2 separate regions of the Mus musculus genome follow, and region 2 is linked to region 1. Evidence: chromatin loops called from intact Hi-C (ENCODE). Cell type or tissue: heart. All regions are shown on one strand. Each heading gives the region's core, and the rest is flanking DNA. Links, peaks and the distances in the headings are about the cores only. Region 1 overlaps Ralgps1 (Ral GEF with PH domain and SH3 binding motif 1). Region 2 overlaps Ralgps1 (Ral GEF with PH domain and SH3 binding motif 1).

Region 1 (15,590 bases), core at 4,760-12,759:
AGGACAACATGGCCTCAAGGACCCATCTCCCAGCAACATCTATGATGGTGAATTGAAAGGTTTCTCTCAGCCGGGCAGTGCTGGCGCACGCCTTTAATCCCAGCACTTGGGAGGCAGAGGCAGGCGTATTTCTGAGTTTGAGGCCAGCCTGGTCTACAGAGTGAGTTCCAGGACTGCCAGGGCTACACAGAGAAACCCTGTCTCGAAAACAAACAAACAAACAACCTGAAAGGTTTCTCTCATTCATATAACCAGAGTAGCTGGGAGGTAAGCCACAGCGATGAATTCAGCCCAGTTTTGCCTTTCAGAGCCAGGGAGGTCCTGGGTGGCTGAGGCAGCTTCTGTTCTGCTCCATTTCATTGAGCAAACCTTCCAAGAAGGCAGAGGGACTTGCTCAGGCTCAGCTCCCATGAAACCATGGCTCTCAGAGTAGGCCTGCAGAACCATGGCAGCCTCCCTGTGTATGCGCCAGCGTGCCAGGCTCAGCCACAGCAGCATGTGGGCTCACCGCCTAATCAAAACTGTGTAGCTAGATGCGCTGCCGGCCAAGCAGTGGCTCCTCAGTACAGAGCTCTGGCATATAGTCAAACGGCGCTTGGCAAACAAACTGTTGGCCATTTTGAAGACCAGTCAATTTCCCCAAGGGTCTGCAGCCTAAGAAGTCTACTTGAGTGCTCACAGTATCAGGGCAACGGAGCCTAACAGGAGCCAGCTGCCTGGGTCTGCCATTAGCTGTTCACAGCCCACTTCTTCCTGACCTGCCTCAGAATACCAAAGGACAGGAGCCAGTCGACAGAGAGCCTAAGCTGATGCAGGAGCTGCTAAAAGAGCTAAGAGCCTTCTGTTTTATGCCTTTACAATAAGCAGTTCTGAGGATAAGCACACACCGGGGACAGGGGAAGGCCAACCAAATGGCGTCCATATGGGAGCTTGTTCCTTTGTACATTAACTTCATTTTCAGCTGTCCTGGTTCATTTTTACTTTACACATGAGTGTTTTACCTGCACATGTGCCTGGTGTCCATGACGGATGACACTGGAGCTCTTGGATCCAGTCACAGACAGTCATGAGCTGCCATGGCGGTGCTGGGAACTGAACCCAGGTCCTCAGAGAAGCAGCCAGGGCTCTTAACCACTGAGGCATCTCTCCAGTCCCATCAGAGCCCTAATTTTAACTGTCAACTTAGCAGGGCTTAAAGTCATCTCAGATGAAAGCCTCGAATAAAAAATTTACCCAGATTAAATTGGCTCATGGGCATGTCTGTGGGTGACTGTCTCAACTGTTCACTGATGTGAGGGCCCAGGCCCTTGGACAGATCGTCCTGGCTTAGAAAGCTAGCTAAGCATGAGCCTGTGAGCAAGCTAGCAAGCAGTGACCTCCAAGGTCCTATTGGAGTGTCTGCCCTGACCTCCCTCCTGTGACCTGGAAGTATAATAAGAAATAAACCACTTCTTCCCTCTTTTGCTTTGGTCTCGATACTTTTGTCCCAGAATCAGAAATCAAACTATGACACTAGCCTGTCCAAGCTAAGTTCCTTAGTCACAAAATAAGGTCTCCCTTCCTTATCTGTCTGTGGGAGGTGGGTAGTCCTTGCTCTGTGCCAGTGCCATGTGACCAGGGGCAAGAATTCTATCACTAAGCATTTGGGGATGGGTACAAACCAAAGGTAACCTGAGCTGCTGTACTTCCGACCAACCCAGGATCAACATCAACACAAACTTAAGGACAGGACCGCCTGCATAAATCCCTTTCAAAAGGGAGAGATGCTAGCCACTGTGACAGGGAGGACAAGGAAAGCTGTCATCACAGGCACATGGCAGCATCTTGTACTATCGTGAGCCCTTCAGGAGTAGGACCATAAGTTGGTATCAACTGAGAAAAAAATAGCTACATTTCCTCAAAAGAGCATATTGAAAATAAAGCCTGTATCCCAAAGCCACTGTCCCAGTGACTGAAAACTGGATCTCACTAACTCCAATAGCACAGAGAGCTGAGGAGCCCACGGGGCAACAGAGCAGCCAGCTCCAGAGTGCGGACACGGAGAGGGGGCAGTTCATCAGGAGAACTTCCATTCGCCGCTTCAGCCTTTGACAAGGTGGCGTTCTGACAAAGACACAAACAGCTGACACGCACCCACAGGAACGGACTTGGGCACAGCAGTGCCAAGTTGAGGCTGAGAAAAACTCATAATGAAGGTACCCAAGGGGCGATCTCTGCTAAGCCCCTCCAGACAAGGCTAGAGACCCTCAGTGAAGGGCACTGGCTGCTCTGGCAAAGGACCCACAGAGAACCCAGCAACACCTGTCACTCCAGTTCCAGGGGCTCCAATGCCCTCTTCTGGCCCCTAAGGGCATCTGTACACACGTGGTGTGCATACATATATGCAAGCAAAACACTAATATGCATAAAATAAAATAAATAAATCATTTAAAAATATTTTTATTTCTTTTTAAACCCTTTCTTGAACAATGCAGAAATCACCCTCCATGGCGTTTGTCCAAAGGAGTTAAAAATCTCATGTGCACACAAAAGCCTGCAGATGAATATTCCTAAGATCTTCCTTCACAGTTGTCCAGACTGGGTGGGAACAAGATGTAAGGGCGAAACTATGGTACAGTACAGCCAGACATAGAGGACTAAGCACTAAGAAGAGAATGAGCACTGGTATCAGGAGACAGAGGTGTGAGTACCTGGGTTAAAGCTGTCCTGAAGAGGTGAAACTCTGCCACTCTAAAGGGATCAGTTAGTGCAGGAGAGAGGGAGAGTAGCATGCAGAGTGCTGCCACACACTTCTCACAGTGGACGCTGATGTGTCGGGACTGGTTAGTTGATTCTAACTCATATGCTGCAACAGTTGGGGGTAGGCTACCAAGTAGGAACTATATGGACTTTGTGCTCAGTTTTTCTGCGAACTGGAAACTTAAAAGAATACAAAGTTTGAGATTTTATGTGTATGATTGTCTGAATGTACGTCCATGCACAACATGCATGCAGTACCCTCAGAAGTCAGAAGAGGACATTATACCCCCCCACCCACCCGAGTACAGTAGCTATAAATGGTTGTAAACTGCCACGCGGATACTGAGAATTGAACCCAGGTCTTCTGGAAAAACAGCCAATGCTCTTAACAGCTGAGCCATTCTCCAGCCCCAGCTTCCTTTATTATTACTATTATTTTATTTATTTACATCCCAAATGGTGCTCCCCTTCAAGGTCCCCTCACAGAGTTCTTTCTCCATTTCCCCTCTCCTTTGCCTCTGAGAGGTGCCCCCACCCTGGGGCATCAAGTCTCTACAGGATTACAGCCTCAGTTTCTTAAAAATAAATTCTATTTAAAAGGAAAAATTGGGCTGGAGAGATGGCTCAGCTGTTAAGAGCACTGGCTGCTCTTCCAGAGATCCTGAGTTCAATTCTCAGCAATAACATGGTGGCTCACAACCATCTGTAATGGGATCAGATGCCCTCTTCTAGTGTGTCATATACAGAAATATAAATCTTTATTTAAAGGAAAAGTTAATGAAATACTTATGCCCAAGTGGTTCTGGAGTGAAATCTGTAAAACATTTAAGCAAGAAGTCACAATAGTTTTCTATAAGTTCTTTCATCCCAGCTTCTGCTACGAAGGAGACCAACATTATACTGACACAGTGAGGTAGCTCCATGGATTAAAGCACTTGCTGCACAGGCCTGATGACCTGAGTTCAAATCCTGGAACCCACAGTACAACGAGAGAACTGACACCCAAAAGTTGCCTTCTGACTTCCAAATGCATTCCATAGCATGAGTGTATCCTCACACACATATCACACACACACACACACCAATAATTAAAATAAAAAATTAAATATTAGAGTTACCAAAACTATATATATTTTATAGATATAAAAATACCAAAACACCTTATCATGAATAGATACAAAAATTCTTAAAAAAAAAAGACTTAATGAAATAAATCTAATAATCTACCAAAAGAATTCTATACCATGCTCAAGCAGGACTTACCAAGAAACAAAAGGTTAGTTTAATTTTTTTTTTTTTTTTTTTTTTTTTTTTTTTGGGGTTTTTCGAGACAGGGTTACTCTGTATAGCCCTGGTTGTCCCGGAACTCACTCGGTAGACCAGACTGGTGGACTTGAACTCAGAAATCCGCCTGCCTCTGCCTCCCAAGTGCTGTGATTAAAGGTGTGCGCCACTACTGCCCAGCATGGTTTAACTTTTTTTTTTAATTTTTTTTATTAGGTATTTTCCTCATTTACATTTTCAATGCTATCCCAAAGGTCCCCCATACCCACCCCCCCTTAATATTTTTTTAAAAGTCAGTCTGATCTAGGCAATTTCTCAAATGGAGTCTTCCTATCATGGGACTCTAGACTCTGAGAAACTGACAATTAAAGCTAACCAAGGCACCACGTGTCTCCATGTGCTTACATCTTCCATCATTTATTTTGGTAATCATAGTGTTCTTGCAGGGAAGTGTCTCAATTACTAACCAATGTAATCAAGTCCAAGACACTATGGGCGGCACCATCCCTACGCAGTTGGTCCTGAACTGTATTAAAAAAAGCTAGCTAAGCATGAACCTTGAGCAAGCCAGCAAGCTACATTCACCAATGGTTTCTGCTCCAAGTTCCTGCCTAGACTTCCTTTAAGAATGGTTGGTGACTTGTGAGCTGAAGAAAACCCTTTCCTCCTGAGTTCCTTTTTTATCATGGTATTTGTTCCAGGAAAAGAGATGAAACTAGAACATAAATGTTCATGGTCCAAGTGACTCAACATCATTAAGATTTGATTCTTTCCAGATCCATCTATGGACTCAAAGCAAATATAGTTAAAATCCTAGCAGGCGTTTGCTGCAAAACATAAACAAATATTTCTGAAATTCACATAGAAATGCAAAAAACTAGAATAGTCTCCCTATTCCTCTCTCCCTCTCTCTCTCTCCTTACCTCTCTCCCTATTCCTCCCTCCCTCCCTCCCTCCCTCCCTCTCTCTCTCTCTCTCTGCTTCCTGCTTGAACTCTCAGTGGTTTTTGTCATCATGCCTTTGCTCCACCACAATGTTTGCCACTACTCTGAAATCATAAACTCAATTAAATACATTCCTTTTAAAAAAAAAAAAAAAAAAAAAAAAAAACTAGAATAGTCAAAAATTCAAAACAGCAGAATGTTAAGGATAAAAGTCAGGGAACGGAGAGGGGAAGGGGGCTAGAGTGAGGGTCACTGACAAGGGGTGTTTCCCATGCATACACTGTCATCAAAACGCAACTCATTGCCTTTGCCGAGCTTAGTTTGTTATTTACCGACTGTGCCTCAATGAAACTGAAAAATTACATCATTCAGTCTCAGGTCCAGTCTTTTGAATTATTCACCATGTCAGCATCCCATTCTGCAAGCAGAAAAATGCAGACTCAAAGGGGCCAGGTGGCTTGTAACAGCCTTTTTCTCCTCTGGGTGCTTAAGTACTTGATCATACTGACAGGCATGCTTTGGGATACACCTCTCATCCGACAGTGGTGCTGGGGATTGTCTCATTCTATTCTTGTCTGTTGTGGATAGCCCAGGGGCCAATCATATTTGATGTTAATTCCGTTCTCCTGTGAGTGGTTGTGAACAAGGAATGAGTCAGCACTCAGGTGATTTCCTATAAACCTGCTGCCCACCTTAATTTGTAATATAAAGGAGAGCTGAAGATTGGGCAGATAAAGGGGAGGTGGAGCAGAAGGTGGGAAAGAGAAGAAGAAGAAAATGGAAGAGGGAGAGGATGCAGAGGAGGAGGAAGAAAAGCGGAGCAGAAGCACACGACCTGGAGAAACCGAAAGTTCTAAGGGGTCTCATAAGCTGTGGAAGATGGTAGTGTAGTGGTAGATCTGCCCAATCTAGGCACACAGCATGTATTCATATTAACTGTGTTGTGTTTTCATTGCCGGGGCATATTTGGGAGGAGATTTACTGCAGCACTTGTCTCCTCTCTCAGATGAAGAAATGAGTTGTAGGTCCTCTGCCTACACAATCACCTGTACCCATACTATGAGACACAGTCCACCACCTCTCCTCTCCTGATCTCTCTCTCTCTCTCTCTCTCTCTCTCTCTCTCTGGGGGGAGAGGGTGAGGGGGAACATGGACCACAGCATACTCATGAAGATCACAGAGGACAGCTCTGTGGAGTTGGAGTCTTCATCCACCTTTATGTGTTCTGGGACTCAAACTCGGGTCACCGGGCTCCTGGCACAGCAAAAGCCTTTACTCTCTGAGCCACCTTGAAGGCCCCTCCCAGCTATTTTACAGATAAGGAAAGGAAGACAGCAAGAGGAAAAGGCACTGGCCTTAGTTAGGCCTCCCAGCTAGAGAACAGCAGAGCCAGATTCCTCACAGATCTCACCAGCAGGGCTTGCCACTCCCTCCCCCATTACCCTGCCTGAGATCAAGCTGTTGCTCCTAAAGCCAGAGCCCAGACAGCCTGTGGGTGAAAACAGCTGCTCTGTGAGGCTCTGTTCTGTGTTGTGAGCAAGGCCTCTGTTTAGTGTCAGGTTATTAATTCACTTAAAAGGAAATTTGGTTTCTCACCAGTACTCATGTCATATCCATGCTCAAGAAAAGAGAAAAAATGAGTCTCAAAGTTCCAAAGTGCATTAATTCTGATGTGCTGCTGGCCAGGTCTACAGCCAGACCTGACTCCTGTGTCCACCATGCCTCAGCTGAAGAGGACCCTTTTCTACTGTGTTTTCAGTGTGACAAGAGTCACTAGACAGGAAAAAAACTAGAGACCAAAGAACAAATGACAGCTGTAAATGAAGAGCAGCAGCAGCAGAGGGAGGCCTTCAGCGCTTGCTGGCATCCACTCTGATGAGCCCTGTGCTAGGAGCCCCCCTCTTCTCACTGGATGACAAGTGCATGGTGCTGATACCTCATTCTTTAGTTTGAACAGAGGGAAGCAGCACTGCACAGACAGCAGGTAGGAAGGGACTCATCACAACAGTCTCCCCCTAAATACAGTCAGCAAACAACACTGGGCACCGCAGTAGGTCCCAGGAGATGGGGGAAGAGTCCTGCGGTTATAATCTAGGAAGGAGGCTTTAACCAGCAGACTAGTCAAATGACTACTAGAGGCAAAGGTGTCTACAGGAGTGGGTTAAAGGAAGTCACAGAACCCTGAAGCTCTAGCTGCACAACTGCACCCCATCTTCTGAGGCATCTGGACACTCCAGGTGGAGGGGGCAGCCTGCAGGAAGTAAAATGGGAGGGGACATGAAGGAGAACTAGCAAGGTAGGCTAGCTATTACAGACCCCATGGGATGCTGAAGGAGTATGGACTGCCTCCTGAGTAGAAAAGAGGAGGGAAGGCTCTAGGCAAGTCAGGAAGATGGTCAGAGAAACAGGTCTCTGGCTCCAAAGGAAAAATAGGAGCCAGGGCTGCCGAGGGCTTTGCCATCCATGAAAGAAGTGACCGCGGCTTTGCTTTTTTCTGTGCACACTGCCCAGAACTTGACCCAAGAGAGGGCTTTCAATGATGTCAGTGAAACCTCGCTCCTCACCACAGGCGACTGCCTGCTGGCAGCTCTCCCCCCTCTCCCAGAGCCAAAGGGAATCGAGGACACGCAGGGTTTGTCCCCCATCCAACATTGATCTCGGCTCTCTGGAATGTCCATGTCTTCAGAGGAGGCAGCACAGCCAGACAATAGGCCAGAGGGTCAGCTCCCGACCCATACAGCAGTGTCTCCCCGAGCCCCAGTGCACCCCTGCTGGGGAACTGTGGGCCTGCACTGAGCCCTGGGCTCCTGCAGTCCAGCCTATGTACATAGCAGCAAGTGTCCCACAGATGGCAGTCAAGTCTCCAGCTCCACATGAAGGGAGGCTGAAATAATTCCTTACACAATGGCCCTCTGCCTCAAACATTTGTTCTCAATGCCCCACCTCTTCCCTGTCCAGAGGCAGTCCTCTCTAAGGCTGCAGACAGTGAGGCAGGAAGATGCTGAGCATCTCTTCAGACCTAATGCCTGGCACCCAGGGAAGGTGGCTGTCCACTCTGGGTCTCACCTTCCTAGGTTACAGGCCAAACTCACTTTTTTCCCCTGGTTGTGGGTTCGTCCACAGTGCTGCCTGCTCTCTTGCCTTTTGGTACAACTTCACTTTCCCCTTCTTGCCCTCAGACCCTCATCTAAGGGCCTTTGTCTTCAACCCCACCTCAGCCCCTGCCCCACAGCACAGCCATCACCCACACGCAGTGCTCCTCCATCCCCACGTCTACCTTCTCAGTCTCCATGCTGCCTGGACCTCTGATCCTTTTAACCTCACCCCCCCACAGGCAAAGTCCCGAGCTGTGCTAGGATCATCCTACTCTAGGATCCGTTCCACTACCTCAGGCCCTGGTCCTCTTCTCTGCTTGCCCTGCACTCACAGCAGCTGGAAGCAGCCCTCACCAGACTTGCCATTCTCACCACCACTCTCCAGATCTATAGTCCTGCAGAATCCTCTGACCACCCTCACCACTCCAGAGAGGTCTACCTCGGAGTAGACAGCTAAAAGGGGCAGGGTGGGGGAAGCTTTCTCCTTTTAAAAATCCTTATCGGGCGTGGTGGCGCACACCTTTAATCCCAGCACAAGGGAGGCAGAGGCAGGCGGATTTCTGAGTTCGAGGCCAGCCTGGTCTACAGAGTGAGTTTCAGGACAGCCAGGGCTATACAGAGAAACCCTGCCTCAAAAATAAATAAATAAATAAATAAATAAATAAATAAATATCCTTCAGCGCTAAGCTCAAACTCTGGAGCTGAGTCCACCTAAGGCTCCCTGCCCTAACATGCCTAACAATGCCCAACTCAGAGCCAGAGAATCTACCTGCCCAGTCCAGCCCCTTTCATAGGCTCTTGCTCCCTGAAGATACCCAGAGGCCCTGTGTTTGGCTCTGTGTGTGCTACTGAGTCTCTAGACCTAGGCTTCGAGGCTCTTTTCTTGCCATTCCTTTACTGTGGTCCTCACTATCAGTCCTTGTCCCTGAAGCTGTAGCCCTGATCTTGTAGAGCCTGAACACACTTTCTGTGATAACCAACTTGTGCAGCTAGCGCTCAGACACATGGGAGCTGTGACATTCTGCTTCTGCAGTGGTCTGGGCTGCTGGCCTTCTTGGCTCTCTCATTCACCCACCCATACCATGCTCACTGCATGTTTTCCCCAACCCTCCGGTGCCCTGTGACCTTGTACTTCTTGTCCGCTTTTATTTGCATGTCTGTCTCATGCTGGAGTTCCTGCCATCCTTGTCTCTCAAGTGGTGGTGTCTTGGCACAGTGGACTGATGTATGACTGAGTAAAGGTGGGTCTAACTACTGGGAGATCTGACTGTGGGGAAGGGGCACCATGGGGAGAGGTGGCCAGAAACTGTGAAGACCAAGGGCACCCGGAGAAGCTTTGCATCTTGCTGAATTTGCTGGACACTCAGCCACTTGGGTCTGTCCCAACTTCAGCTGGTGACAGAACAACAGACTTCTGGGAAACTCTTGTCTATAGCCAGCATCCTTTAATGATGCCCTGGAAGAGCAGAGGGTGGAAAGAAATCCCCAGAATACCAGGCAGAGCAGCACTGAAAGCCGCCAACACACCATCTGTCTTCACTCCACGTGAAACTCCTTTTTCAGGTCACGATGGTTAATATCCTCAACTCAACAGGGTCTCGAGTCATCAGATGACAACCCTCTGGGCAAGTCTCTGAGGGCACTTTTAAAGTTGTTAACTGAAGTTGTCCCTAAACATGGCCAGCAGTAGCAGCCCATGGCTGGGATCCAGCACTGAACGAGAAGGAGAAAGAGAGCAGAGCCTGACTGCTCACCACTCTTTTCCTGACTGTAGGCACCACGAGGCCAGCTGCCTCACGCCCCATGCTGCCATGCCTGGCTGCCACTGGTAAACCGTGAACCAAAATAAGCTCTTCCTCCCAGACTTATGTTAGTCAGACGGTCACAGCGGTGGGAACTAACACAAACTCTCCTTTCATCCCTGCCTCACCAATGAGATACAGTCCCTTTCCCACTCCTCTATGTTCAAGGCTCCTCCTGTTACAAGTTCCTCCTAGGCTGGCTGGCATCTGGACACCAGTCCCAAGGGCTCGGCATAGATGCATAGCCACTCTGCTGTACCCTCCAGGGTGTTGCTCCTGACTAGGTTTTGCTGAATAATCCTGCAGTGAAGACCTCCCATCCACAACACACAGAGCCAGCTCAGACTGAGCAGCAGCAATAACCACAAATGACTGACACTGGGTAGCTGCTGTGAGTTCAAAACAAAACAAAACAAAATCACATCTCCCATGCACAAGGAAACTATAAGATAATGAGTAAGGAGTCCAGCATCTTAGCTGGGATGAGAGCAGCCACACCCATCCCAGCTCTGACAGATGTTATATATAGTTATTAAGCAGTAGCTCAACTCTGATAGGGTCATGGGCTAAGTACAGCCAAGGCCATGTCCATTTCCAGCTCAGTTTGAGAACAGAGATCCACCATGCTGGGGTCTGGTGCCTCTGAGGAGCTGTAGGAGCCTCCGTTCTGTGAGTATGACAGACTTGGTAGGGAATACTGTGGACACAAAATGCTATGCCAAAACATGCCAGGTCAAGCAGGATGCAGCCACCAGGACCCTCAAACAAAGCCCTTCATGAGGTAGCGTCACCCGAGCCCTGGCAGGCAGGAGTCTAACCAGAGCTGTCACCCAGTTATCCAGGTCCAACAGCAGCCTAGCTATAAGCAGAATGCCACAGAATTACATGTACGTTAAGTTGCCAGCTCTTTATAAAACTGGTCACTTATTTAGCAGGGATCAGCACAATCGTGTCCCATGCTTGTGACCTCCACATTCCTTATACTCTGCCAGTCCTCCTGAGTCCTGGGATGAGGCGCTGTGGTTACCCCACAGAGAAGAGCACAAGTCCTAGTGCTACATTCCAGCCCCAGCTGTGGGAGCCACTGAATTCAAATCTCCAAAAGGCTGAGCCCACCAGGCAAAACCCCTCTTTTTTTCTTTGGGAAAAGTGACCACTGCGCACCCAGTAGACACTGCTCCTGAGCTGTCCTGTCCTGAGTCAGTCAGAAAACACTGTGCCAAGATGCTTGCCCTCACTGGGTATTGGCCCTTCTCCACTCAGGACAGATCCCCTGAGCAGCTGCTACTCCAGGTACTGAGATTACACCAGGGCCTCTTGGAGTACAGACCTCCAAAAACCAGCTGCCTGTGACCACCTTCTTCTGAAAACCTTAGAGGCAAAGAAAAGATGGAAGGCCCAACCCATCAAGAGGTGTGAGAGGAAGGAGGGAGAGACAACCAGAAGAAAGGGAACACTGCAAACAGAACCACAAAGTGGGAAACTTGAACCTGCAGTCGGCCAGGTAGTGACAATAATGGCCTTGCTATTTTAAAGCACCCAGCCCACCTCCACCCAGTGTGCATGCACATACATATGTGAGTGCACAGGCACGAGTTAGAACAACGCAGGAAAAGTAACCAGTATTGTTAGGAACTAAAACTGCCATTGTCAAATAAAATACAAGAAAATCAAGATCCTTAGGGAACATCAGGATAAGGACAGGTAAGAGCTGGGAAGAGTGACTCACCCTCTAAGAAATGACAATGGCATGTAAAGAATGCACTCAGCCCTGAGGGGATTATACCACCACTCCTCAGTCACAGACCGGGAATGGAACGTGCCATCATGTTCCAGGGTCTGCAGAGCTATGTGGCTTAGCTGATGATGGGTTGGGTCCTCTGGCTCAGTGCAGGTTATCCGAAGTGTTTTCACTGGGGACTAAGACTGACACAAGCAGCAGCTGGTGCATCCTGGAGAGTGGATGTGTCAGGAGGCTGAGAGGAAGCTGGTGGGAGTTTGCCAAGCCTCTTGCCACCTCAGCTCAGCATCCACACAACTGCTCCTGCTCATTCTCACAAGCAAAGCTCAGTCCCAGGGTCAAGGTGGCACCAAGGCCTAGGAGAGGCCCTGAGGGAACAACTACACTAGCTATGAAGTCGAAGCTTTTCTCTTAGAAAATAGTTCCACCCAGGCTCCATACATAAAAGCAAGGGCACTTCCAGCATTACCCTCTTCCATGTAGATTGGCATCCAAACACCATCTCAACAAAAGAGGCTCACAGCCACAAGAAGGCCTGACGCAGGCCTCAGCACCAAAGCTGACACAACTCTAAGCACCTTACTGGGTCAAAATGCATGAAGCAGTCAACACCAGTGGAGTCATGTTAAAAGGTTTCAGGGCCAATGCTGACATCATCTGTCAGTCAAGGACAGGACATGTTATGCAGCAAAGGAGTGTGAGCAAAACTGATAGAAACACTAAGGAAGTATAAACACCTACAAACTCATCCCAAGGGACTGCTTACCAAAAACAAACAGAACACACACACACACACACCAAAATCACTGGCATCATTATCACTGTCAGATACACATACATACATACATACATACACACATATATACACATACACAGATACATGCATACATACATACATACATACATATACACACATACATACATACATACATACACATACTACACAGGTACATACATAGACACATACCTACACACCTACACACATACATACATGCATACAGACACACAAACATACAGTGATGCTAGCTCCAAGGGTATATACACAGCTCCCATCACTTGTTCACTGGACAATTAGCTCCTGCACTCACATCACTGTAAGTGGACTTGTCCCACGGGAAGCTGAGAGTTAAATGATCACTGAGCACAATGCCCAGCATGCACCACAGATCCTAAAGCTTTGATGGTTCAGCCTTCCAGGACCGAAGCCTCTGTGCCTCTCATATACTTCCTCTGCAGTAGTAGTAGGCAGGCAGACAGGCCTGAGTCAAGTGTTGGCTGCATATTTTATCTATGTGGGGCTGAACTCAAGAGTCATCAAGGTCAACACCCTTGAAAGGCCTTGGGGTTTCACAAAGCCACTGCCACTGGTTTCCTTCCACCCTGGGGTGGTCCTACTACTACACGGCAGGCATCCCAAAAGGAAAAGTTCCAGTTTTCAGTCCACTAACAATAACAACAGCAGCAAAGAAGTGGGGCGGCTCCCAGGTCCTTCCAACCATGGTTTGACAATGAGAAATGTCCTCCATTTTGGGGGTAACGTCATAGACCCTAGCAGTTCAAGCCTAGGTGGCTCTAAATAATTCATAGCAGTTGACTCTGGCTCTTCACTCTCTGACAGTCAGCTTAGTACCAACTGGGTTCCAGGCCCAACCCAGAGGTGCAGATTCATCAAGTCCCAGAGTGGTAGTCCGGGAATCCCATGCTTTGACAGCTGTCCTGGTGACTCTGAGACTTAGACCTCCAAGATAAAATTTTAAAGGAAAATGAATGCACTTTAATGTCTGGGTACAAACTTAAGATGTCACCTGGCAAGGCTCCCTCCATGCTACAGTACAGTACCCCAGAGAAGGGTTCTGCCTGGCCCTTGTTGATGAGTCTTTGGAGTGGCAGACACCCTGCTGCCTGATTTGCCTCCCAGTCACACCTGGACAGCGAGGGCCACCTGACAGACTGAGTCATCATGTTTGATAGTCAGGTTGCAGAACAAATCTGCAGACATCTAAGGGTCTCCAAATCAAAGCTTTGAGAATATAATCAGAACTAGCCTCACACCTGAAATCCTAGCACTCAGGAGCCAAAAGCAGGGTGATCAGGGGTTCAAGGTCATCCTTGGCTACACAGAAAGTTCAAGGGTAGTCTGAGATATGTTAAGACCATAAGATATCTCAAAAAACTGAGGGGGAAAAAAGACAGAGATCTAGAGAGACTCAGTTGAGAATGAAGGCAACCATCATATGACTGAAGGCAGCAAAGCTCCCGGAGGCAGAGAACTGTTACCTAGAAACAGTGAGCTGTTCCACAGTAGAATTGAGACAGGAAAAGGCAGCATCACCATGAAAACAGCATGCATAGCTAAGCCCCAGCGTGTAAGGCCCAACTAACATAGCCACTGTTACTGTACAACCAGCCAGCAGTATGGATTCTCCTGGGCTGGAGGGCTAGGCACTCTGGCTCCATTGAAAGTGGCAGTCACTATAAAGATAAGTGTGAGCATTTGGAGGACACGTGAGTAGTGCGTGTGGCCGGTCCTGGGCTCCTGACAGGGGAGCTGGAATGGGACAGCGGCATGAACTCCATTGTTGGAGTCCTATGCACAGATTCACAAGGACTTAATCTGGGCTGCCGTGGTACCCTGTCCGATGAGCATGCTGGAGTGATATGTGTTCTAGCCCAGCAGGCAGCTAAGCTAACCTCTGACCCCACCGACATCCCTGCGGTATGTTTAGAATCAGATAATGAGAACATTATGATCCAGAAACATGATGGCATCACAGTGACTGTGCACAAAATGGCCTCTTGACATCTGATGCCAGCTCTCCAGTGGCCTCTCACCGGGATTCAGTCATGCCTGTCTCAGCTCATTTGTAAAACTATTAAAGTTCCAGAAATAGGCCATTCAGTTAATGTCCAATGTGGACTCCCTTATTTGTATGACAGACAGTTACCAAGACATCAGTTAGAGAGGAGCATTGTTTGGGCTTTTGTCACTCTGCTCTTTGGTGACAGTCACTGTAGTCCAGGATCACAGCCCATCATGGCCTATAACTATGTAGCCCAGGCTGACTTCAAATGTATGGTCTTCCTGCTTTAAACACATACATCCTGGAATTATAGCATTTGTCACTAAGGTTTAGGTCACTTTGTATATAGAACTTCATTATGGTCAATAAACCTGTTCTGAGGAAAAAAAAGATTAAGTGTGCTCTCAGCACACTGCTGGAGAGGGGACAGGGCTCTCCTGGCTGTCTCCCCACCTGCAGCTCACCCACGGCCAGGCATATCAGCAGTGTCTGCTCATCCTGACCCCTTGGCCACAGCTGACTGCGCACTGGCCACATGACAGCACTGGGCTAGAGAAAGAACTATGTTGTCAGTGTGGGAAGCTGTAAATGTGGATCCCTTGGGGAGGTCACATGAGGCCACCACACATGCAGACAGGAGAGGGAGGAAGACAGGAAGTAGAAGTAATGGAAGGGACACTCACACCCAGTAGCTTTCCCTGTGTGTAGACACTGTGGGAAGGTTCTTGTCTCAGTTTGGCTTTCTGAAAAGGGTTTGTGTTACTTGCTAGCAAAGAAAAGGAACTCTGGGTAAAATAACTAAAGCCTCTTCACCAACTAGAGGATGTCATTCATCCCCCTCACTTCTAAAGACCCCGAATGACTCTTCCCCTCATCGCTTCTAAAACTGCACATATGCTCTTAATATAAACATGTGAGGTTTGCTGTGGCAACTAGTTTCAAAAACAGAAGCAAGGCAGCCACCAGGGTGTAACATCGGCACAGAGAAAGCTCAGAAAGCTCCAGACCTAACAGCCCTCCTGAGCCTGGGACAAGGAGGCAGGCTGCACAGCACAGACTGAGGCAGCAGCCGCTCTGCCCTGCCAGACTGGGCCAGATGGGACTTTCTCACCTGAACCCAAATCCCGACTCAAAACGGGCACAGGTATCTGTGAGACTTCATCAGATTACCCTCCCCAGTCTG
Region 2 (15,590 bases), core at 4,208-12,207, 82 kb before region 1:
ATGATCAGGGCCCTGAATATACTTGCTGTCGCAAGAATTTGGGTTTAGACAAGGTCAGATTATTCCTGTTTGGGGCTTTGTAGCTCAGGAAAAACAGAGACACAGTCTTCTGATACTGTCCACTACTAAGTGAGCACATGCCATTCTGTGTCCGGCAGCTCGTTCATTTAGCTGAAGTCTTCTCAATGCTACATTGTAGGGATGGGAGGCTGAGAGATCCTGCATCTGCCCTTACAGAGCCAATTCTTGGGCTCTGGGTATGGCAGATCCCTTTTCCTCTCTACCTCTGCAGGGCCCCACTATCTATTAATATTTCAACAACAATCATTCTCTCTGACTCCAGGAGAGTGGGACATAGCGTCCGCAACGTGTATTTGGGGAACGTCCTACCTTGCACAAGCCACTGGCAGATGGGGCTGTCACTGACCTTATCTCTCCACTCTTAGGCTTTCAGTTCATAAAGACCAACCAGCACACTGCAAGGACCATGAGGCCACTGTGTATGACCTACTGGTGGCTTGGACTGCTGGCCACGGTCGGAGCTGCTACAGGCCCAGAGGCTGACGTTGAGGGCACAGAGGATGGTTCACAGAGAGAGTACATTTACCTCAACAGGTACAAGCGGGCAGGTGAGTCCCCCGACAAGTGCACCTACACTTTCATTGTGCCCCAGCAGCGGGTCACAGGTGCCATTTGTGTCAACTCCAAGGAGCCTGAGGTGCACCTGGAGAACCGTGTGCACAAGCAGGAGCTGGAGCTGCTCAACAATGAGCTGCTTAAGCAGAAGCGGCAGATCGAGACGCTGCAGCAGCTGGTAGAGGTAGACGGAGGCATCGTGAGCGAGGTGAAGCTGCTGCGCAAGGAGAGCCGCAACATGAACTCGAGAGTCACGCAGCTGTACATGCAACTTCTACATGAGATCATTCGAAAGCGAGACAATGCGCTGGAGCTCTCCCAGCTGGAGAACAGGATCCTGAACCAGACAGCTGACATGCTGCAGCTGGCTAGCAAGTACAAGGACCTGGAGCACAAGTTCCAGCACCTGGCTATGCTGGCACACAACCAATCAGAGGTCATTGCTCAGCTCGAAGAGCACTGCCAACGCGTACCTGCAGCCAGGCCTATGCCCCAGCCACCCCCAGCAGCTCCACCTCGGGTCTACCAACCACCCACCTACAACCGCATCATCAACCAGATTTCCACCAATGAGATCCAGAGTGACCAGAATCTGAAGGTGCTGCCGCCCTCCTTGCCCACCATGCCTGCCCTTACCAGTCTCCCATCTTCCACTGATAAGCCATCAGGTAAGTCCTTTGGGGAGTCCAGCTCCCATGCGCCTCTGAGCCCCTCAGCCTGGGGGTACATGTGGGCATGTGAGTCTCAAGAAAGTTGTATAATCCTCTGGCAATCCTCTGGGGTGGCTGCTGGATCCAGTGGAGTTGGGTTGATGGGAGCAAGGGATGGCATTGCTCCAATAAGGTGGTAGAAGGTAGAACCCAGAAGCTAGAAGGTATGGGTGTCAGCTCTGGTCTCTGAGGGGAGAGAATACAGTCCTGGATACTCTGAGGTTTTGCACCTGCCCTGTCTTAGTGGCTAGGTGTCTCACCTGTGGGCTCTCATGCCTGTGTAAGCCCAGAGCTAACTGTCTGAAAATGTCACATGATAAACGCTAGGCTAGTGGGAGAGTGCTATAAAGTCCAAAGTTAATGCTTCTCGGGGACTAGGGCACTGGATGGAAGTTTCCTTCAGTTAGGTGCTGCCTAGTTTTCAATAAGGCTTCCTTACACTCTCAGCACACATGTCATGAGACTCTCAAGACACCGTAATAGAAGAATGGGGTCCTTGGGAGCACACCCTGGGAAGTGTAACCAAGATACTACACTGGGATTTTCATGAGGGTCACTTGACTAGTCCTGCAGCTCCTTAGGGACAGGATGACTAACCTGTTCACAGCCTGAAGATGCTCAGGTAGAGCTGGGCCCCTGCTTCAGACACATGGAACAGAGTTACAGCTTCTCGGGACGATGTCATGAAAACACAATGTGCAATGATGTCACCAGGGGTTGCCAATACTGCCTGTGCCCTCCTCTGACTTAGTGGAAACTCTGGTCCCTAGCCTCCAGGAACCCAGTGTGGGGAGGTGGCAGGTGTGTGAAGGCTCTGGCAAATCGTCAGGGTAGGGGAGCAGGCCGGAAGAGTCCTCTCCAGAGGCCCAGTTCCAGGAGCTGGGCTTCTCCTTTATCTAGGCAGTGTTGTTTTCCACCTGTGCTAAATCTCTGAAAAAGTTAACTAAAACTATGCATGGGGTACCAATGTCTTTGTTGACAGGGAGAGATTTTTACTGAAAAGATCCTTTGTACCTATTTCACACTTTAAAAAATAAACCAGTACTGAGTTGAACCTGTGTGTATGAGGGTGACCAGTGGGCAGATCAAGAATGGATAGGCCAGTGGGGGCAGGAGGAGCCAGGCACATGACACAGCATATGCCATAGCACCTTAGAAGAAAGACCTGGACTAGGTGTGGGTGGAGAGCAGGTGTGCAGAGTTGACCATCCTGGATCGAAATCCTCCTCCTTCTATTGGCGAGGTCTGGACAGGAGCCAAGTCACCCTGTTCCTGGGCTCCTCATCTAAGTCTATGGGTAGGCTTTATTTCAGTCTGTTCCCAGCTGACAGTTCTATTATGAAATAATGCAGAATGTGTGTGTGGCACTGGCCCACAGTAAACTGAGCCTCCTTTGATCACGGTCTTTGCATCTTAAAACAAGGAGACTGGCATGAAGAGTCTGTCTTCAGCTCTGTGTCCAGTGCCTAATAAGAGTGCCATCTGCACCCACACCTGGTTTGCAGCAGAGGTCAAAGGCAGGGTGGAGTGCGTTCTGTGTTCCGACAGAATACCCAGAGTGACACTGCCCTTGGGCACCACATGAAGGCTGGTGTCACAGTCACCCAGGCCTCCTTTCAACTTGGGATCTCTGGTTTCTAACTCAGCCATCTCAGGACATTTCCTGAGCGGGAACAAAATGGGGATAAACACCTGGATCTGCCGTGCCCGTCCCTCCTCCTCCCTATTTGCTCTGGAGAAAGTTATTTAAGTCAGCTGAAGTGCAGCTCAGCTGGCAGTGTCTGCACTGAGGTGCGATGCCGTGTGTCTGTAATCTGAGAACTCAGGAGGCAGAGGCAGGAGGAGCCGAAGTTCAAGGTCATCCTTGAGGTTCTCTACACACGGAGATCAAAACCAAATGTGCAACAGTTGTTTGTTTGTTCTGTTTTGTTTTAAACTCTTCTGAGCCTTAACTTCCTTCACGTGAGGAGACAGGAACAGAGTTACAGCTTCTCGGGACGATGTCATGAAAACACAATGTGCAATGATGTCACCAGGGGTTGCCAATACTGCCTGTGCCCTCCTCTGACTCGGTGAAAACTCTGGTCCCTGGTCCCCAGGAACCCAGTGAGGGGAGGTGGCGGGTGTGTGAAGGTATCTGGAATCTGTCCTGCCTCCAATCATGTCTATTCCTCAAATTCCACAGAGCAGGTTTGACAAGATTTCTCTGGAAGGACCCAAATTTCTTGAACACTGTGAGAATTTATGAAGCCAGCATATCAAAATACCAAGAATACAATGAGCATTGTCTGGACACTATATAGAACAGTGTATATAGTGTGCTTGTGTCCACCAGGAAGGCAGATGAAGGACTGTGGCATCACTAAGGTAGCATGACCACGCCCTGCTGGACAGCATGAATGGCTCAGAGATGACACTTCTGTCCTGCATCTTGAAGGCTTTCTAAGTTTAGCAGGTGAACCTGGGAGGAGGGACACCTGATGGAAGTGGGTCTGTAGAAAGCCCCAAGGGCATAGCCCTTCTCCTAGCCTCTCAAATGGCCCCGGTACAGCTATTTATAACCCAGGACAGGCTGTGGCACCTGTAGTCTGCTATACCTAAGGCAGTCCCCGTGAGTATCCATGCTCACTCACCAAGCATGAGATGACCTGTGTGTACTCTAATGTCTCTCTCTTACTCTGCATGTCTACCTCACAAGGGCAGGCAGAGCAGGGAGGAGGGTGGCAATGGAAAGGCCCTACCTTTCCTGGGTTTGGACTGATCTGAGATGAAAAAGAAGATGGTCTGCCTTGATCCAACCAATGGGCAGACAGTGATTATCAGCCCTCTTCCAGCTCAGGCAGGTCTGGTCCTGAAAGACAAAACCCCTCTGTGTTCTCCTGCAAGAGCCTTGGCTTGCTGCCGCCACTCAGCCAGAAACTCCTTTACAATCAAACACCTTGCACTCAGGCCGCCACAGCCTTTGGCTTCCCTCTAGTAAGTTCAGAGCCATCAGTCCTTTGTTCCATTGTTGTGGCTGCTCAGGAATCAGCATGCCCTTCTCCAGAAGGCCAAGACAGCCACAGCCCCTTATCTGAAGCTGGCCTCATGACTTGCTCCCAGCCATAGTCAGACAGTGACATGCTGGCCGTGGCCAGGAGGTACCTGCTAACAGCTAAGATGAAGGATCCAGGTAGGTCCTAGCCTCGTCTCCCTGGCATCACACATAAGTTCCACTTCACTCGGGGCTGGTCACACAGGGAATATTTGGTTTGGATGGTGCCTACAGTGCTGCCTGAGCCAATAGCCCACCCATGGCCCTCTGCTGTTAGAGGTCCTAACAGGGATGCGGTCCTGCAGCTGTTAGAGGACAGCTTCAGCGGGCATTCTCTAAGGAGCACAGGAAAGGGCAGATGAACTCTGACCTCACCCCAGGCAGCTACCGTCACACGCCAGTCTGTCACAAGGCCCACTGTGGAGATGGCTAAGAAGCATAGTGCTGCCAGCTACCAGGAGTACAGCATGGCTTTCCTAGACAGATGTCTTTAAAAACCAATAGGCAGCCAATGGGGGGATGGTGCATGCCTTTAATCCCAGCACTTGGGAGGCAGAGGCTGGCGGATTCTGTAAGGCCAGCCTGATGTATAGAGCGAGTTCCAGAACAGCCAGGGCTACACAGAGAAACCCTCCCTCAAAAAAGTTAAAACAGAAAACAAAAAAACCCACCTACAACAATAAAAACTCCAAAAGACTCAGATACATCTATGTATTGCCTCTTCTGATTAGTGAGTTTCTCCAGGGACAAATGAGGAGCCCCAATGTCATGAAACAGAACTACTAAAATACCTTGGTCCCTGGAGTGGCCTCCCTGTCACATGGCCTCTTGGTGCAGAGCAGACTCGGGTCACTGCACTTGTATTTCCCAGGATCCTCAGGGTTTAAAGTTACTCAGGCACAATCATACAGTCCCCAGGCCAGGGAACACCTTGAGCACTGTGTGGGAAATATGTGACTTAGCACTGGCCACTACCAGCCTGGCTTCTGTCAGTTTCATGTGTGTATATGTGGGGGTTTGTGGGGACCTTACAGTGCCACACAGACACAGCAGCTACTGCCATGCCAGGCACGACAAGCCACTCTTCCTTAGTCCTCAAAACCCAGGATTTATACTTGATGACCAGGCCACAGGTCTTTGGAAGCTTCAGGCAGACCCAGCCATTAGCTCCTGTAGGTTTGGACAAACCCCTGGGGTTATATGTTAGCCTTTCATAGACAGCTGGGCCATAGGTCATGTTCTCCTTACATGTTTACTCTCCGTGCTATGATGCCTTCTCAGGGCCATACTGCTTCAGGGACAACACAGTGCACATGTGCAAACCACCCTCTCATCCTAGGCCTCTAGAGTCGTGGCTTGGAGAAGCTGACCACTAGGACTTCCTAGGTAGATGTCCCCGTGCTTTGATCTCACTTGCCCTGAGACAGGAACTACGAACAGCAGACAATGGCTGCCCAGCACAGCAGCATGTCTTAAAACCGACTCGGTTTACATCACTATAGAGAAAAGGTACTGGTCCCAAGGTGGCAGAGCGGGGAGTGATGCTGCAGGTGAGGGGTACTGGCTAGCTCTGACTTTGACTTAGCCTTTGGGGCCATGGAGACTGAGGGGAAGGCCACCTGGTCTCCACCTCTGGACTGTGTGTGTTTTCCCCTGTACTATACTTGCTTTTTCCTAAAATGTTTTCTTAAATGAGTTAAGATTTCCAAAACCCATTACGGCCGACATTTCAAAGAACATTCCTTGTTAGTTTCTTCCTAAACAAAAGCCACTAGAGGCAGGCGGTTCCGGGGCCATCTTCCTTGCAACCCCACCCCCAGAGGTCTGTGGAATTGATCACAAAGGGCCTTTGAGTGTGGCTCATAGCTATCCCTCCACCCCTCAGGCCTCGTTCCAAGGATGACAGTGGCTAAAGGCCCTGGCTATTTGCAGGAGATAAACTATCAACTTTGTGGCTGTTAGAAGTTAGACATCTGGCATCTCAGGGCATGGGAATCCCAATAGTTTGGCATTTGGCAAGCCAGAAGTATTCGAGAAAATCCTGGAGACTGGGCTTCGGTGGCCAACTTGTAGCTACACAGATGGATCAATCACTGTGGTGAATTTACTTGGTTGCCTCTACAGTACAGTCACAGCAGGCTGCCAAATTCCTTTTTGAAAAGAGAAAGCAGAACTAGCTAGCTAGTACTGTCCCGCTGGTATCTAAACCATCACGCTCACTAAGCTTGCCGGCCAAGGCATATGATGAAGGAAATGGCAGACACTTGTTAAGGAGGGCTGAGAGACCTGCTCATGGGTCACAGAGAGGGTTCCTTCCTGACTGCCCATCAACTTCAGTGTCCCAGGGGTGACTGGGTCCAGAGTGCCTTGGCAAAACCTGAATCTCAGAGGAGATGGAGTGCTGACCCCAAGCACATGTGTCACCCGTGCTCTCTTCTTAAGTCATCCTGACCTCTTTAGATACAATATTTTAAGATTTTGTATACACAGAATAAATTGATAGGAAAAATCAAATACTATTTTAAATGACAAAGACAGTAATTAATTTCTTTTCCTTTTATGTTGAGATTGAGTGGCCTATGTGATTTTCTTAGGGGTAGTTTCTAAAAGACCACCAACGGCCAGCACGTGGTACTACTCTGACACTCAGGGCCTCCACTGCACACGGTCTGCTACAGACATTCCCACAGAAATGATTTTGTTTTAAGGTTTGCTTTGGATACAGATGACCATCTGCCATGGAGGCCTCTGCTTTTCAGGTTCTCGAGCTGAGAGAGCTATAACTTACTACGCTCATGTGAAGATGCACAGGTGGCAGGTGGACTGGGGAAGGACTTTTACCTGTCTGCTTACCACAGACTCACTGCCCTGAGAGGTGCCTGCTCCCACAAGAGCCCACTGCCATCTGCTGGGGACAGACCTCACACAACCCTGATGCGTGGTAACAAGACAATGAAGGGAGGAGTCTGGTGCCAGAGTCAGCTGTCAGCACCAGTGCCAGATCTCTGAGCCCAAGCTGCCTTTGAATCTGGGGCTCTGAGGAAAAGGTGAAATGGCCTAGGAGGCAGATGTCTGGTTACCTGGTGACAGGCTCTCTGAGATGTGGAGCAGACGCTCATGCTATACTCCAACAGGAATATATACAAAGGCTTTTGAGAAGCCTAGGCAGGATGAAGACGTCCTGGAGATGGGAAAGGCTTTCTAGAGGTGACAAGGCCCTGCAGGGCTGAAGCCCTGCAAATCTGCTCTCAGCCATGGTCAGCAACTGTCAGGAAACCATAAAGACCAGGCTCAGTGCTAGGCAAATGTCCTGTTGCAGACAGAGAAAAAGGCCAAAATGCCACAAATTACATGCCAAGTGGCTTGCGGTCCAGCTCCAGAGTAAAATGGCAGACCAGAGGCTAAAGAGAGCCTTGTGAGCATGTGAGAGATAAAAAGGTAACAGGGAAAGCCAACAGAGGTTCCTTAAGAAGAGCAATGAAGCTGCTCCCTTCCTCTCAAAGTGTCCATAGACTGGCTGACCACAGGAGCACCAGCCACTTGCTAAGCATTTGTGGACTGAGAGTCCTGGGTCTGATCAGTTCTTCTGTGGTGTCTGCACTTAGCCTTCATCCGATCTGTGCCTACCTCACCCAGGCAGCCCTGGAGGCTACCAACAGCAACACCAGGGAAGGAGGCTCGACTCCAGCCCTGGAGCACAGAGGGCTGCTCAGCTCTACACAGTAAGGTTTCCAGGACCCTGCTAGCCTAAACATTGTTCTCTTTCTCTCTCTTTTTTCCCCTATGGTGTTGGTGGTTGAACCCAGGGCCCAGAGAATGACAAGCAAGAGCTCTGCCTCAGAGCTCCACCCCCAGCCCCACCCCTTTCCTAAGCCATTTAAAACTCCCATTTCTCCTGCCTAGCTGCCTGCTGGAAACCTGAGTGGGCGCATGCTTCCCGGCCTGCAACAACTAACACTGAGCACTTTAGTAGAGCAGTAGTATTTATTTTGAGGTCAGGCAGGCAGGCTGGGGCCCGGCAAGCCCTTCATGGGCCCTAAGAGCTCTTGGGAGAGCTGGAGCTGTATCAGATGCACTCAAGCCCCCTCGCCTCACACAGCCAATATAAGTTTTACTGTAACAATTTTGAAAGGAGTTGAATAATTCTGCTTTTGAAATTATTTGGCCAGCAGTAACCCAATTAATTTATGGTTGGCTCTGATTTCTCAGCAACATCAGGCATGCTCAGGAATTCTTGGGAAGTGAGAAAAATCTAACCTACAAATTGTTTCAAAGTAATAACATCTTTTATGGAGGTGAAAGTTACCAATCAGTGAACCCGATGGATGGTTGATACACTTTGTGGACATTTAATCACAGGCTAATGAATTTTTATTTCGTAGTTTTCTTTTCCCATCTGAGAGCCAGTGAGATTTTGTTTTAGGTTTCAAACATCATAATGAATCCCTCCAAGCTCGCTCTCTGCCCAAGGCCCTCAGTGCTGAGGACAGACTAAGATTGTGCACATCCCCACGCAAGGAAGAGACAACACACACACACTGCCAACACTTGGCAACCTGCAAACGAGTCCTGCAGTTGGGCCACTACTTGTACTCTGCTTCACCAAAAGGTAGCCATTGACATAGACAAGACTTTTGCCAAATTTACTGAAAAGTGAGACTCAAGAATTATCAGATAAAATTGCTCCTTATGTCCTTTTACAGGGTCTGACTTCAGGCCTGCCTGTTCAGGACACCCAGGGGCCTGCCACTGGCCAGGGTGGGTCACACCTACGAAGTACATTTGCCCTGGCATTAAATGGATAAATTTGAGTAGGACATTCCAGATCCAATTTTACATCTAGTCCTTTCTGTTGGCAAACAGATTTCACGGGCACAGACCATTAATGAGAACTGACAGGGTTCTCACACAAGGAAGGTGTCTTAATGTCTAGGGAGACAGGAGGATTAAAGCCCTCTATTCAGCCTAAGGCCACCACGCCCTGAGGCTCAGAGGCTGAGGAGAGGAGCCACACCTGCTGGCCAGCACTGAAGCCCTGCTTCTTACCTCGCCCTTCAGGTGAGCTGATGTAGTGTTGCCCCTGCCTCATCAGGACCAGCTACAGGGCCTGGGCCAATCCAGCCGAGGCTGCTCATCCTCAGGTCTCAGAGAGGACACACAAGATAATAGTACACTTGAGTCTAGCCTGGCTGCCAGGCTCAACTTGCCTTTACCAGGAAGACAACCAATGAAGTGCTCCCTGTTTTTCATGGAGGCTCTGTGCCTTGTACCTGTGATGTCTCCATCAGAAATGCCAGAGGAGAGATCACGAAGTGGACCGCTGCCTTCAATCAACCCTAGCTGATTGCTGAGAAACCAGAACCAAATTAATTGAGTTACTCCAGTCCAAATAATTTCAAAATTCCCAAGGCTGATCCCAGAGTACCAAGGCCTAAGGCTTGCTGCATATCTTGTGTCCCTCCCCCATCCTCGGCCTCAATCCTGTGCCTTTCCTGCACTGCTGTCTCTCTCGAGGGAACCACACAGATCTGCTTGCCATGGTAGCCGAACTGCTCTTCATGTGGAACATTCTGACTACGGTGTAAATATGGTCTTTATAGAGGTGAGCCTGGGTGCTGCCGAGTTAGTGTTGGCCTGGTTCTGCGGGCAGAGCTACCTCTCAGAAGGGGAGCCAAGGCAAACACCACTGTGCACTCGCTCTGTGCCAGAAGATGCTTTGCCCACTGCACTTTGAACACTCAGCTATACTCAACAAAAAAGATTCTCATTTTCTACTGCAGTGCAGCTCTGTAGCCTCCACTGATTCTGACATCTAAAGTGTGCCTAGTGGAAAATACTTATTAATAGACATAGACACATGAATAGATACACACACGCACACACACACTGTGGACATGCATGTGTGTATTATAATATATACATAGTTTTGGAACTTCGAGAGCAAGCAGCATGTGTATCTCAAGGAAGGAGCTGAGCACTTCCAACATATCAAGCTTGCTTGCATCTAAGGGGAGAAAGACTTAATCTAACCCCTGACCTGAGATCTGCAGGATGGTTAGTGTTCTTTCCCTATGTCACAGCAGTAAAACTGAGGCAGGGACCTGCCTAGAGTTACACAGTGAGTAAGAAAAGCCACCAAGATTTGACCCCAGCACCTCCAACAAAGTATCAGTAGTCTTTCTCCAACCATATACTACTCCAGCCCCAGAATCTTTACCAAAAGTTGAATTCTCTGCTTGGCCCTTTGTGGCATTATCCAAGGGTAATGCTAACAGATTCGTCCCAAGTTATTTATATGGTACAGTGTTGGATCCCCATTGCATTATTTATATGCCCCACAGATTGGTCCCTGCCCCATCCCTCTTACACAAAGGCTTCTCATCTCAGCAGGGTGTTGGTACCATGTTCTCAATGCAATCTAAAATTCGAACTGACTTTCACCTGCTGTTTATACTGATCATTTTGCCTCTCACTTACATTAAGAAAGGGGATGTGTTTGAGTGTGGCGATCTGTGAGGCTTCCGAGAGAGCCTCAGCCATTTAACGAAGCTGATGGCAGAAACATGAATGCTTCTACATCATTTCAAACTACTCCACAATTCTAGAAGGCCTTACACAATGACCAGATTTGCCACATACACACAGAGGAAACTTCAACATCATAAAACACCAAAATAGGCAAAGGACAGAGTAAGTAAACATAGGGGGGACAAAATAAGACAAGACAAAACCCGAATTACCAACAAAGACAAAAATAAAGGGGTTTAACAACCTGACAGATAAAGTCATCAGTATGCCAAGACCAGAGCCAGGCCTCTGTTCTCAAGGCCACACTGGCTGGGGAGAAATAACAGTGCATCAGAGTGAACACATTCCTAAACAGATCATTTGAGGTATTAGACCACTCTGCCTCCAAGGGCCATGTAGCTCTGGGGTGTCCCCTAAGGTCTGTGGGTTCAGACCTCCTCATCTGTAAATGAGGCAGTTACAACTACCTACCAGGAGCATGGGAAGAATCAGCAGTGTAAATACCTAAGCAAGGCCTGTGACAGACTGGGGCCTCGGCAAAAGCCATGTGAAGATTCCAATGCCAAGTTATTGCTGCTACTTCTGCAGACAGGCCTTTCTCAGAGTGAGGCATTCTCACCTGGGCCTCAAGAGTCTGCTTACCCTCTGAAGCATGTCCAAAACCAGTACAAGCCTGCATTCTTCTTTCAATAAATTATTTATTGTATATGTATGTGTGTGTGTGTGTGAGAGAGAGAGAGAGAGAGAGATATTTGTTTTGTATCTCTGTGTGTTTTTGTACTGTGTATAATATTTATATGTATTTACACGTGTGGGTACAGGTATATGAGTGTCATGGCATGCATGTGGTAGTCAGATGACATGCTAACACACTGCCCGAAACAGGTCTCTCTTGGGTGCCAGGTCACTGTGGATGCCAGGCTAGCTGGTCCCCAAGCTTGAGGGGCCTCTCCTGTCTCTATCTTGTATCTTGCTGTAGGAGCGCTGAGATCATGGGAGCACACTGTCACAAGGCTGTGCAATGGGTCTGGGGACTGAATTAGGGCCTCACGCTGGACAGCAGGCTCTTTACCTCCTGAGCCATCCCCAGGCCTTTCTAAAATTATCACTGCTTAAAATATTTTAGTACTAAAGACCTCAAATCATTCTAAAATACTTATCCTAAAAAAAATCTAAATAAAATTTTTTAAAAAGTAAAGCCCATTTTCAAGAATACCAGAGGCATTCCACAATGAACTGTGGAAGGCAGCATAGATTGGTCACTATGAGACCAACCTATCACTTTTCCAGTGGCCTCCAAACCCTACCTATATTGTACCCCCTTCAAGAACAGCCTCAGCATGGAGCCACTGCAGGAGCTGCGTGGCTGTGCAGGAAGAGGCCTGGCTGCTGGCTTTGGTGGGCATTATTCTGTTATGTCCCATGCCTTCTGCCTTCCATCCCAGCGTTCTCTCTCACTAAGCGCCTCCCTGTCCTGCTGACCTGGTGGAAAGCTGGGAGGCCTCCCACGCCACCGGTGCTCTGCTCCAGCTGTCAGGGACAGACTCTCATTCTGTCTCAGTCCCTGGAGCTTGGGCCAAAAATAATGAAAACCTTTTTCTCCTTTTTAAATGTTCCTCCTGAAGGTCTCCTCTCCCCTTCCCCAGGACAGAAACTGGGGGAAAGCAAAAGCAGGAAGTGACATCAGGGGATAGAGGAGGGGAGAGAGGGCGGGAAGAAGGGAGGGGGGGAAGGGAGGGAAGAGGGAAGGAAGGAAGAAAGGAAGGAGGGAAGGGAGGAAGAAAAGAAGGGAAGAAGGGAGGAAGGGAGGGAGGGAGGAAGGAGGGAAGAAGGAAGGAAGGAGGGAAGGGAAGAGGGGAGAGAAGAAGGGAGGGAAGGAGAGAAGGGAGAGAGGGAGGGAGGGAAGGAGGGCAGGCGTGCTTTGTGCCTACATTCAGCACAGGTTGGGCACTTGGGGAACCTGCTTGTCCTGTGTGCAGAGCTTTGAAAGGCAAGGGTGTAGGAAGCACCTAGAGAATGAAGACAGCAGCACACTGACAGTCAGCATCCAGCTGAACTGGCACAGAGATGGACAAAGAAGCAGACGGTTTCTGTTCCCAATAGGCACTCCACACTGCTTGCATGGCCCAGTAAGTTTCCCAAATCTAAGCTTTAGCTGAACCAATAGGCTAGCTGAACCAAAGTGCTAGCCTCCAGGAACCTGCAAAGCTAGGCCTTCGAAGGAAAAGCTGGATGAACCGACACAGAGGGCTACCTTCCCACCCATGGAGAGAGAAAGAGAAGATCTCCAGAATTAGCTAAGAATGCTGGTAGAGTCTGGCCACCAGAGACAACCTACACTGCCCTAGGTTCCCCAGGCCTAGGGCAGCCTTTAGGGAATGGAACTCAATAAATAGCTGGCTTTATTGTTGTTTTTACCTTTGTTTCCTGAGACAGGACCTTATTACCAAGGCTGGCCTAGAACTCACTTCGTTACAGAGGCTGACCTTGAGCTCCTAATCCTCTTGCCACCACCTTCCAAGTGCTAGGATGACTGGCGTGCACCACTGCAGCCATCGACTGGATACTTATAGAAGGAACACACAAAGTAGGAAGCAAGTCCCATGTCCTAGAACATTTCATCTTAACGACTCAGTCTCAAAGGCGTTCTGAAAAGCACACAGCAAAGTATAATGATTATTTTAAACTATGCAGTCTACTAGGTAGGTCTTAAAAACCTCCAAAAGTTTCCTCCAATCACTGAGGAAGACCCCAACTTGACTAGACCTGATAACTCAAGTAAACTCAAGTAAACTCAAAACATAGGACATTACTAGAGGACAGAGAGCCAGGGTCAGGGGCTGAAAGACACATAGCATCTACAGGCTCCTAGAGTGGTTTTGGTGCCACCTGCTAAGGAGAACCACAGACTGGATTGGCAAAGCATAGCACTGAGCCCACAAGACACTGAAGAGTGTGGCCATGATCATTAGGCACATACTTAGTGCACCAATGGGAATGACTTCTTTAAAAATCACTCAAAGAGGGGATGGAGAGATGGCTCAAAGATTAAGAAAACTGACTACTCTTCCAGAGGTCCTGAGTTCAATTCTTAGCAACCATGTGGTGGCTCACAACCATCTATTATGGGATCCAATGCCCTCTTCTGGTGTGTCTGAAGACAGCTACAGTGTACTCACATACATAAAATAAATAATTTTTTTTAAAAGTCACTCAAAGAATAACCACCCAAATGATCTGTACTCTAATAGTTCTTCTGAATGAGGAAAACAATGACTCACCTACAAAAAAAAAAAAAAAAAAGCAGGGTGGAGGAGCAGTGAAGAACGGCCTCCTCATGGACACGAGAGGAAGTGAGAGCAGAATGGGGCTTGGAGTCCAGGCCTCCTGATTCTTGGCCTGAGCTCTTGCTTTTATAGTAGATGACTTCTCAAGGTTACAAAATAAACATCTGCCCCGTCAATATGTGTTCCTTAGCTCTTGTTAGAGTGTATACCTGTCTAGAACATAGCTAGATGTAGCCTGGCAGCAAACAGTTGTAACATACACATACTTGCCTACAGGTCCATGGAGAGACTGCCTGCAAGCCCTGGAAGATGGTCACAGCACCAGCTCCATCTACCTGGTGAAGCCTGAGAATACCAACCGCCTGATGCAGGTGTGGTGTGACCAGAGACATGACCCTGGAGGTTGGACTGTCATCCAGAGACGCCTGGATGGCTCTGTCAACTTCTTCAGGAACTGGGAGACCTATAAGGTGAGACCACTGGGCCTGTATGCATTGCCTGTAAGGTGACTGCACAGCAAGGACAGGACCATCTCTGCAAAGCCATCTGAGTGGTAAGGCCAGGCCTCTCCTTGTCTGCTGTACAGGAGAGGACAGAGAAGAGACAGGATCTTATCCCAGCTGGGGCCTCTGTAAGGTGGCTCTGCTCTTGAGGTCCAGAAGGGGAAGGTGGCAGGGTTCCAGGGCCTGGGAAGCCCCCTAAAAGCCACGCGTAGGGAACTCTGACAATAAGTGGGCCCTAACTACAAGGTCTATTCTCTGGGCCTCCCAGTGCCCAGGATACGGAATGCTTCTCCTTGTAAGTCAAGTGCAAGGGATCTCTCACACCTCCCACCCTGCTCTGAACCAAGAGGGGACAGTAAGGAGGGCATGAGCAGCTCAGGTCAATGGACACATGTCCTGTGTCAGGCACTGTAACTCTTGACTATGCCCTTGAGGGAGGTATTACTACAAAGTCACTTTGCAGGTGAGCAGGGAAAGTACCCTGCACGTGGCTCACAGCTACTGCGCAGTAAAGCAGCAACGGCAGCCGGGGGCTCCCAGCAGCCCCAACGCCTCCAGTCTTCTCCATCCTGGCTTGCCCCATCCGGGTAGCCTGTATATCTCCTGCTTGTCCCTCCTCCAAAGCCTAGCCTTGAGGTCCTCCTTGCACTCCTCCATGTTCTCAAGGTGATGGCACAGCACAGCAAGGGTTCACACATCCTATGGAGGCCGATAGTACCTGGTTCTGAAAACCACTTCAAAGACTTTGGGGGTCACTGCTCACTGATACCCCAAAGCACATATCAAATGAGTAACACAATTACTGAGTTTCAAACCTAGAAGGGCCAGGTGGATGTCACAGGCCTATCACAATTCTTAGCTGTGGCAGTCTATGCTAGAGCTTATGTATAAC

Evidence for each region. A loop is a pair of places that touch in the nucleus more often than their neighbours do. Peaks named below come from ENCODE experiments on the same cell type or tissue, not always from the same donor. Only the 100,000 strongest peaks of a DNase experiment are listed, where the experiment ranks them.
Region 2: it touches region 1 in a loop (2.1-fold over the local background); 4 of 42 quality-filtered maps call a loop at or near these places.

The regions. Positions count from the first base shown.
Region 1 is chr2:33,309,032-33,324,621 of GRCm38, forward strand. All of the region lies in intron 4 of Ralgps1 (Ral GEF with PH domain and SH3 binding motif 1), which reads right to left. Among named protein-coding and RNA genes, the nearest start is that of Ralgps1, 55 kb to the right of the region's middle. In heart, for the core only: a CTCF peak has its summit at 7,767; DNase peaks (open chromatin) are centred at 6,410, 6,872, 7,680, 8,420 and 1 weaker place; H3K27ac peaks cover 3,656 bases.
Region 2 is chr2:33,227,729-33,243,318 of GRCm38, forward strand. The region is part of intron 8 of Ralgps1 (Ral GEF with PH domain and SH3 binding motif 1); the gene reads right to left. Angptl2 (angiopoietin-like 2) reads left to right here. Exons shown (of 5, transcript NM_011923.4): 2 at 447-1,304; 3 at 14,472-14,665. The coding sequence starts at 488. Among named protein-coding and RNA genes, the nearest start is that of Angptl2, 20 kb to the left of the region's middle. In heart, for the core only: a CTCF peak has its summit at 7,290 (motif pointing left); a DNase peak (open chromatin) is centred at 7,327; H3K27ac peaks cover 3,061 bases.